Regions from separate parts of the Homo sapiens genome. Here region 1 is linked to region 2. The links are chromatin contacts, found by Hi-C or POLR2A ChIA-PET in ENCODE. All regions are on one chromosome and are shown on one strand. The core of a region is the stretch at or near the end of the contact, and the rest is flanking DNA. Distances in the headings are between cores, read along the strand shown.

Region 1 (4,190 bases), core at 514-3,013, 380 kb after region 2:
CATTATTTACCCCTAAAACATCAGTTGCCACCTGCATGCCTACACCTCCCAGGTGTCCCTCATTATCCAGCTGTAACATTGATGGCCAATGGCAAGTAGAACCCACTCAACAACCCCATGAGGCCGGTACTAATATTATCCCTGTGTTTTAGATGAGGAAATAGGCACAGAGAGCTGAAGAAACTCTCCAAAGTCACCCAGCTAGGAAATGGAGAAACTGAGATTGGACACTTCCACCCCCTAAGCCCCCTAAACTCACCACATCCAACCTGAAATGAATCCTCTTCTCCAGCTCCGACCCCCTCCTCCTCCCATGTTCCCTGCCACTTGACCTTCTGCTGCCTCACACTCAAACCCAAAACCTGCCTGGTGGAGGCTGACCATGGGGGCTGCAGTGATGGTGCTGTGATGGGGGTGTCCAGTGGGGCCTGGGATCCTCAGGCCTCTTAACCTCATCTTCCCCTCCCACAGGCCTGCATGATTCCAGGGAGCATCAAGGCAAGAGACACAGGGAGAAGGAGCAGCCAGTCCCCCTGCCGCAGGACTGGCCACATCTGTCACATCTGGAGAAGTCTGCCCAGAGTGGTTCCCCTGGACTAAGGGCAGATGGCGTTGGGGAAGAGGGAGCTCTTTCTCCTTGCTCCACCCATCAGGATGCCTAAAATAGGAGGCTGAGAGGGGCCTGCCCTGAGGACTGAGCTGCCAGGCTTTCTGCTTCCAAGTTCTTCCCGGCTCCCCATCTCCTCCTGCTTCAGGGAAGTGCACCCCTCACCCCCTCCACGCTGGCTTTCTAGATACTGGAATAAATAATTCAGGTTTTGAAATCTTGCCAGGCCCACCCCTCCGGTGCTGTGAGGGCGCTATTGGGCTGACATGAGTGACGTCACCCAGCTCTTATCCCAGCCCCGGCATCACGGGACTTGCCCTGGCAGCAACTTACCTGCCTGGTCACTGTCAGTCCAGACCCTCTACCCTGTGCCCCTCACCCTGGAGCCCACTCACCACAGCCACCTGCTATCTTCGTTCCAGGGCCCCACAGTCCTCATGGCTTAGCATTGTCGCTTCAGTACCCCAGCCATTCTGACAGGGTAATGGTGACCTGAAGTCACCTGGACACTCCATGTTCCCAGGCCGCTGCCTCTGCCATCCCGGGGTCCCTGAACTCCCCCCTGCTGCATAGTCACCCTGACACTGCCATGGTTGCCCTGAGGGCTTCCCCTCTACCGTTAGCGTCCCACGGCCATCACCCCCCACCCCAAGATTCTGTCACCATGCTAATGTCGTCACTGCCACCCACCTCCCCGCTCCCTCGTGCTCCCTGTCATCGTCACCTCAGGGCCCCATCATCTTGGAAACCCTGTCATTCTCACCAGGGAAGCCCAACCAGCCCCATCACAAGCTCTTCCTTCGTCACCTGGATCTCGTCAGCCTCTCTGCCACCCAAGGGTCCCATCACCCCACAGCCTAGCCGGGCCCCCTTTCCACTCTTCCACCACGTTCCCTGCAGCCTCTCTGAGACTTCAAGGCTCTCGCACCGGCGCCTCTGAAACCCCCGGCCCGCAGAGGGCGCCGCGTCAAGGACAGCGCGGGCGGACTCGGGAGGGGGCGGGGCCGCAGCCACGGTCGCTTTTTATGAATGGGGGAGCGGGCGGTGCGAGGCCTTATTACTATGCCGCGCAACGCGCGCTGCGCCCCAGCGCGCCGCGCCCATTGGCTGATCGGACCGCTGACGTCACCGAACCGGTGGCCGGGGGCGGGGCGGGGTGACTCACGCCGCTTCTCCCGCGGCCGCGGGGGCTTCTCGGGGTCCACGCACGCCCTGCGCCGCCAGGACCCGAGCGGAGCCTCCCCGCGGCCCGGCCGCGCCTGGTCCTGAGCGGTGAGTAGCGGGCCCCGCCGCGGGCACCAGGGGTCCTGAAGGGCACGCAGGATGCTGGGGCACTGGGCCGGCGGAAGGCTCCTAGTGGCCGGCCGGGGTTCGAGTTCGAGGTGGGAATTCTGGGTTTAGGCGATTCTGGGTTAGCAGGCTTGGGCCCAAGTGCTCGAGTGCTGGGGTTGAGTTGGATGACCCGGCGAAGGGTAAGCATTCCTGCAGGGACCCGAGGCCCTGGAGGGACTGATGGTCATCTGAGGTTAAGCCGGCAGGAGGCGTCTGGGGCAGGGACCCAGGGGTCCGAACAGCAGGAGGTGTCCAATTTAGGAATCCAGGTATCCAGGCAGGAGGCAGAGTCAGGCCCAAAATCCAGGTGTCCGGGCAGAAGGAGGCATCTGACTCAGGGATCCAGTCTTCCAGCAGGGGGGTCTGCCCAGAGACCTAGAGATTCAGGCGGAAAGAAGGGTCCAGCCAGGAACAGAAGTCTGGGAGGGTGGGGGGTGGGGGGCTGAGTTCCCAGGTGTTACCGCGGGAGTGCGGGGTGATGGCTGGCGGGAGCTTCACGCGCATTCCCTGGGGGCGGAGTCTAAGGCTGGCAGTACTGAAAATCGTGAGGGGTCTGGGAGCCTCAGGCACGAGCTAGCATCATCATCTCTGATGGGAGGGAGCGGAGCTGCTCAGTCTCCCTGATGGGGTAGATGTTTCCCTACCCCAATCTTGAGCCTTCGGGGGCATCCCCTGGATCCTATGGCCCTCTTCCACTTATAGTACCCCTTCTTCTGTCTCTCCTCTGGTCACACACGTGGGAAAAAGAGACCTGCAGGACCTAGGACAGGGATCCCCAGGAAGAGACCCCTGTTTAGAGGCCTGGGGGCATTGGAGGGGACAGCGGTATCCTGGGAAGAGCCCCAGGGCATGAATGTGGGGATAAGGCATTGGGACCCTATCAGGTATCCTGAGGAGAGACTCCCACCACGTATCCTGAGAAGCACCTCACCCCCTCCAGACCCCAACTCCCATCACCCAGCTTGGTCAGCTTCTCACAAGGCCTTTCTCCTGCAGGTACCATGATGTGGGGTGCAGGCAGCCCTCTGGCCTGGCTCTCAGCTGGCTCAGGCAACGTGAATGTAAGCAGCGTGGGCCCAGCAGAGGGGCCCACAGGTCCAGCCGCACCACTGCCCTCGCCTAAGGCCTGGGATGTGGTGCTCTGCATCTCAGGCACCCTGGTGTCCTGCGAGAATGCGCTAGTGGTGGCCATCATCGTGGGCACTCCTGCCTTCCGTGCCCCCATGTTCCTGCTGGTGGGCAGCCTGGCCGTGGCAGACCTGCTGGCAGGCCTGGGCCTGGTCCTGCACTTTGCTGCTGTCTTCTGCATCGGCTCAGCGGAGATGAGCCTGGTGCTGGTTGGCGTGCTGGCAATGGCCTTTACCGCCAGCATCGGCAGTCTACTGGCCATCACTGTCGACCGCTACCTTTCTCTGTACAATGCCCTCACCTACTATTCAGAGACAACAGTGACACGGACCTATGTGATGCTGGCCTTAGTGTGGGGAGGTGCCCTGGGCCTGGGGCTGCTGCCTGTGCTGGCCTGGAACTGCCTGGATGGCCTGACCACATGTGGCGTGGTTTATCCACTCTCCAAGAACCATCTGGTAGTTCTGGCCATTGCCTTCTTCATGGTGTTTGGCATCATGCTGCAGCTCTACGCCCAAATCTGCCGCATCGTCTGCCGCCATGCCCAGCAGATTGCCCTTCAGCGGCACCTGCTGCCTGCCTCCCACTATGTGGCCACCCGCAAGGGCATTGCCACACTGGCCGTGGTGCTTGGAGCCTTTGCCGCCTGCTGGTTGCCCTTCACTGTCTACTGCCTGCTGGGTGATGCCCACTCTCCACCTCTCTACACCTATCTTACCTTGCTCCCTGCCACCTACAACTCCATGATCAACCCTATCATCTACGCCTTCCGCAACCAGGATGTGCAGAAAGTGCTGTGGGCTGTCTGCTGCTGCTGTTCCTCTTCCAAGATCCCCTTCCGATCCCGCTCCCCCAGTGATGTCTAGCTGAGTCTTCATGACCCTTCAACCCTGATTACTACAGAATTCCAGAATGTTAGGCTCTCCAGGGCTTCTTTCCAAACCCCCAGCTCCACACCCCCCAGACCCAGCTGGTTCTGGAGTTCTAGGACATTGGGTGTTTCAAGGTTCTGTTCAGATCCCTATGGGGGCCCAGCTGGCTCCACGGTTCCAGAATGTTCAGGTGGTCAGTGTTCTACTCAGAAATGTCTCACAGCCCAGCTGGGTTGCAATTCCAGAATGCT
Region 2 (3,893 bases), core at 1,275-3,774:
GGGGTAGAGGGAGAAAGGTTCCAATTTTTGAGCCATAGGACAACTCAGCAGCAGTGAAAAGCCCCAAGGCAACAACCGACACCACCCTCCCCCTCTCCCCGCCCCCATCCCTGCACACATCCCAACAGCTTTAGAAGCTGCCAGCTGTGGATTTCTTCCAAGAAACTTTCTTCGCTGTGGAGGCAGCTGTACAGACCAGGTGAAGGCACCTGTCCCCTTTGGAGTCTGGAACCAGAGAGGGTGTTGGAGAGCAGCAGCCTAATCTATCCATCCCAGTTGAACAGATGGGGACACTGAGCCCAGCAAAGAGAATTGACAACAAACAGTCCAGGGCCTGAATCCAGAAGTCCAACTTCCCAGCCCAGCTCTGAAGTCTCTGCTGCCCTTCCTCACCATCGCCGACAGCTCCCTGTTCTGTGCTATCTCTGACCCAGGTCTAGAAGGACATGGCACCACCATTGCATTGTAAAGTTAGCTTCTATTGACCTGGAGTCTCCCCCATCTGGCTAGGAGCACCTGAAGGGATGGAGGCTGAGTCCTAGTCACATCTGTGCCCTTGGTTTCCTAAACAGGGCTTGGCACAGAGCAGACACCAAGAGGCAATCTGAGCCATACTGACAGGGCAAGGACTTCTCCTCCTTCCAGGGTATCCCTTGTTCTTGCAGAGGGGGGCTGCCACACTGGGCTCCACCTTCCCCTCCCTGCCATGCCTGGGGCCACAATCCTGGAGGTGCAGCAGCTGGGGCCCCAGGAATGACTTGACTGTCCCGGGGATTAAAGCCTCGACTGGTTTCCTAATCACCCAGGTGACAGCGAGCAGCCGAGGAATGCCTCGGCGAACTCCACTGGGCCGCGTGTGAGTCAGCCAAGGAGAATCTGCCCCCGCCCCCTCCAGTTCCTAGTTCCTTGGGAGGGTGGGGGAGGTAATCCCCCAGCAGGCAACCCTCCCCCTCTGTGGGAAGCCAAGGTAGTAGGAGGCAGGGGAAAGGCCTACTTCATCCAAAGGAAGCCATCAGTTGGCAGGAACGCACAGGAGTCCTCGCTGGGTTTCTTGGTTTCTTTTATCAAAGGACCCTCCCTAACACCTAGAAGTTGACCTTGGGAGCCGGGGAAGGGGTGGGAAAACATTGAACCTACTGTAATCTGCTCCTGGGAAGACCCAAAATTCCCTAGGTTTGATTTTCACCTCATTAAGTAATCTTGGGTGGCAAACTGCCCCAGCTATAAAATGGGTACAATAATGACCACACTGTGGTATTTCAGAACATGACAGCGTCTGGGCTGTACAGATGAAAAAGCAGTCTTGGGGTCGTTGAGGTTCAGATAAAGGGAAGAGTTGGAGGAGGGAGGGGCTGTCAGAATTCTCTTCTCCCTTTCCTCAGGAGAGAGAGGACGTGGGGCCTGAGGCCTGGGTTGGCCTTCATTTCCAATCTTGGGAAGGAGAAGAAACACCTAAATTGGTCACTTAATGTTGCCCTTGGGGGTGGGGTATCAGGTCTGACCTTCGGCTTAATAAATATTGGGCCACAACCCCAGCTGAGAGAGAGGGAGTCCCTGACAAGTTTTCTTGGCTTTTCCACGGGGTGGAGGGGGAAGGGGGGGTTTCTCCAGCAAAAGGCTGTAGGAGCACAATGGCAGAGGCTGCTCCTAGAACCTCGAGAGAGGAAAGGAGGGTGAGGTCCAGGGATGCCCAGATAGGGAAGGAAAAGCTATTTTGGACTCAAGCATGCACACTTACCCACCCAGGGCCACCTGGCGTCTTTTGTCCTTGCAGGCAGAGACAAATTCTTCCCCCAATGCCCTTGACATCCTCCTCCCCTCTCCCAGCCAGGCCCTGGGTGAGTGATCCGTGGGGAATCAGGGTTCTCCAAGAGTCGAGATGGAAAAGCCAGGTGGGGAAGGATTAGTAGATGCAGGGGGAGGTCTGGTCTACCATTCATAATGCTGTGCAATTGTTACAGCCATGTCCCCGTTCCTCAGTTTCCCTAGCTGTCTAGAAAGTCAAACAGACTACAAATGCCTTCCAGCCACGAGAGCCTCAGAAGGGATTCCCCCACATCCCCCGCCTGGCGTCCTCTCACCTGCACGATCTGCCGGGGCTGCACGCTCAGCGTGGGGAAGTTGCCGCGCCCGTGAATGGGAATCGGCTCGCTCAGAAGAGCGTCCAGTCGCTTCACCTGTGGCCAGCTCAGCCCACTCAGGTGCCGTCCGGGGAAGGCCGATAAGGCCTCCGGGTCGGGGCCGCCGCCTGCCGGGGCTGCCGTGGCCACCGCCGTGGCCGCAGCCGTCCCCACCTGAGCAGCCGCCCGGTCCCTGCGCTCAGCTCCGCTCTCCGACGGCATCATCCGCCCGGCCCCCGGGCCCCGACGGCAGAAACCGTGGGGGTGGTTAAGGGGAGGAGGACAGGGAGAGCGGCTGGGCAGGGGCCAAGGCGGGGGGCACGAAGGCAGGGACGGGGCGGCAACGACGGCGAGACAAAGCCAGGGAACACCTCAGACGGCGACGACTAACCGACCCTAGCGCCTGCAGCCCGCGGCCCAGCGGACTCTTATAGGCCGCGGGCGACGTGCCCATTGGTCCGGGCCGCTGCCAACAGCGAGAGCCGCCCCGCCTCTGAACGCTCCGGACACTGGTCTGTAGAGCTTTGCACGTGAGTCACTGTTCTCTAGGGAGATTCCGATTGGCTAGAGGGCACGCCCCTGCCCCGCCCTCCTTCTCAGGCTGAATTCCCTCCTTTGGTCCTTAAAGAACTTCTGTTCACTGTGATTGGCCCGGGCCTGGACTTAAAGGGACAGCGCCCACCCCGCCCCGCCAGGGTCAGGAGGGAGGGAAGTGACCTGCGGAGTTTGTAGCAGAGTCAGACCACTGAGAAATTCCAGGTTTCTGTTTTTTTTTTTTAGCGCTGGAAGAAATTGAGAAGTCACCTAGCCTTGTCCTGCTATTTTCAGAAGCCCAAAGAGATTGAGCCACGTGATCAACTCTGCACAGCACTGCTCATGCTCTGGCAGTTTTCCAGAGCCTAGGAAAGGTATAATAAACAACTCTGGGCCCGGCGCGGTGGCTCACGCCTGTAATCCCAGCACTTTGGGAGGCCGAGGTGGGCGGATGACAAGGTCAGGAGATCGAGACCATCCTGGCTAACACGGTGAAACCCCGTCTTTACTAAAAATACAAAAAATTAGCCGGGTGTGTGGCGGGCGCCTGTAGTCCCAGCTACTCGGGAGGCTGAGGCAGGAGAATGGCGTGAACCCGGGAGGCGGAGCTTGCAGTGAGCCGAGATTGCGCCACTGCACCCCAGCCTGGGCGACAGAGCGAGACTCCGCCTCAAAAAAAAAAAAATTAATAATAATAATAAACTCTGCATACCAAGGTAAAGGCCTTTTTTTTTTTTTTTTTTTTTTTTTTTCTCGAGACAGAGTCTCGCTTTGTCACCCAGGCTGGAGTGTAGTGGCGCGATCTTGGCTTACCGCAAGCTCCGCCTCCCGGGTTCAAGCAATTCTCCTGCCTCAGCCTCCCGATTAGCTGGGATTACAGGCATGCGCCACCAAGCCCGGCTAATTTTTTTGTGTTTTTAGTAGACACGGGGGTTTCACCATATTGGCCAGGCTGGTCTTGAACTCCTGACCTTGTGATCCACCCACCTCGACCCCCAAAGTGCTGGGATTACAGGCGTGAGCCACTGTGCCCGGCCCTAAAGTAAAGGCTTTCTAAGACACTGTTGATTGGCCTCGCAAACCACAGCATGATGAGCGTTGATGTACAGCATAGCCAATTTAGGGAAGGAGAGATCTGCTCAGAGAGGCTTTGTGATTACCCGACTGTCACACAGCAAACTAGTAAGGCCCTGGTCCTCAACCAGGGCTATAGAATCTGTGGTGCATGTTTTTTCCACT

Evidence for each region. A loop is a pair of places that touch in the nucleus more often than their neighbours do. ChIA-PET counts read pairs that join two places held with the same protein, here RNA polymerase II (POLR2A). Pooled maps may share reads with other maps.
Region 1: a pooled map shows a loop between it and region 2 (2.0-fold over the local background). The contact joins the promoter of GPR3 here to the promoter of TENT5B in region 2. A Hi-C loop is called at or near these places in 1 of 50 pooled maps. POLR2A ChIA-PET finds 5 or more read pairs at or near these places in 2 of 52 experiments (HCT116 and WTC11).

Annotation. Positions count from the first base shown.
Region 1 is chr1:27,390,859-27,395,048 of GRCh38, forward strand. It overlaps GPR3 (G protein-coupled receptor 3), which reads left to right and starts at 1,764. Exons shown (of 2, transcript NM_005281.4): 1 at 1,764-1,879; 2 at 2,936-4,190. The coding sequence starts at 2,941. The coding sequence ends at 3,933. RefSeq lists enhancers at 380-916, 917-1,453, 1,991-2,526, 3,355-4,152 and a silencer at 1,468-1,967.
Region 2 is chr1:27,010,326-27,014,218 of GRCh38, forward strand. It overlaps TENT5B (terminal nucleotidyltransferase 5B), which reads right to left and starts at 2,525. Exons shown (of 2, transcript NM_052943.4): 1 at 2,082-2,525. The coding sequence starts at 2,345. RefSeq lists enhancers at 1,771-2,424, 2,425-3,079.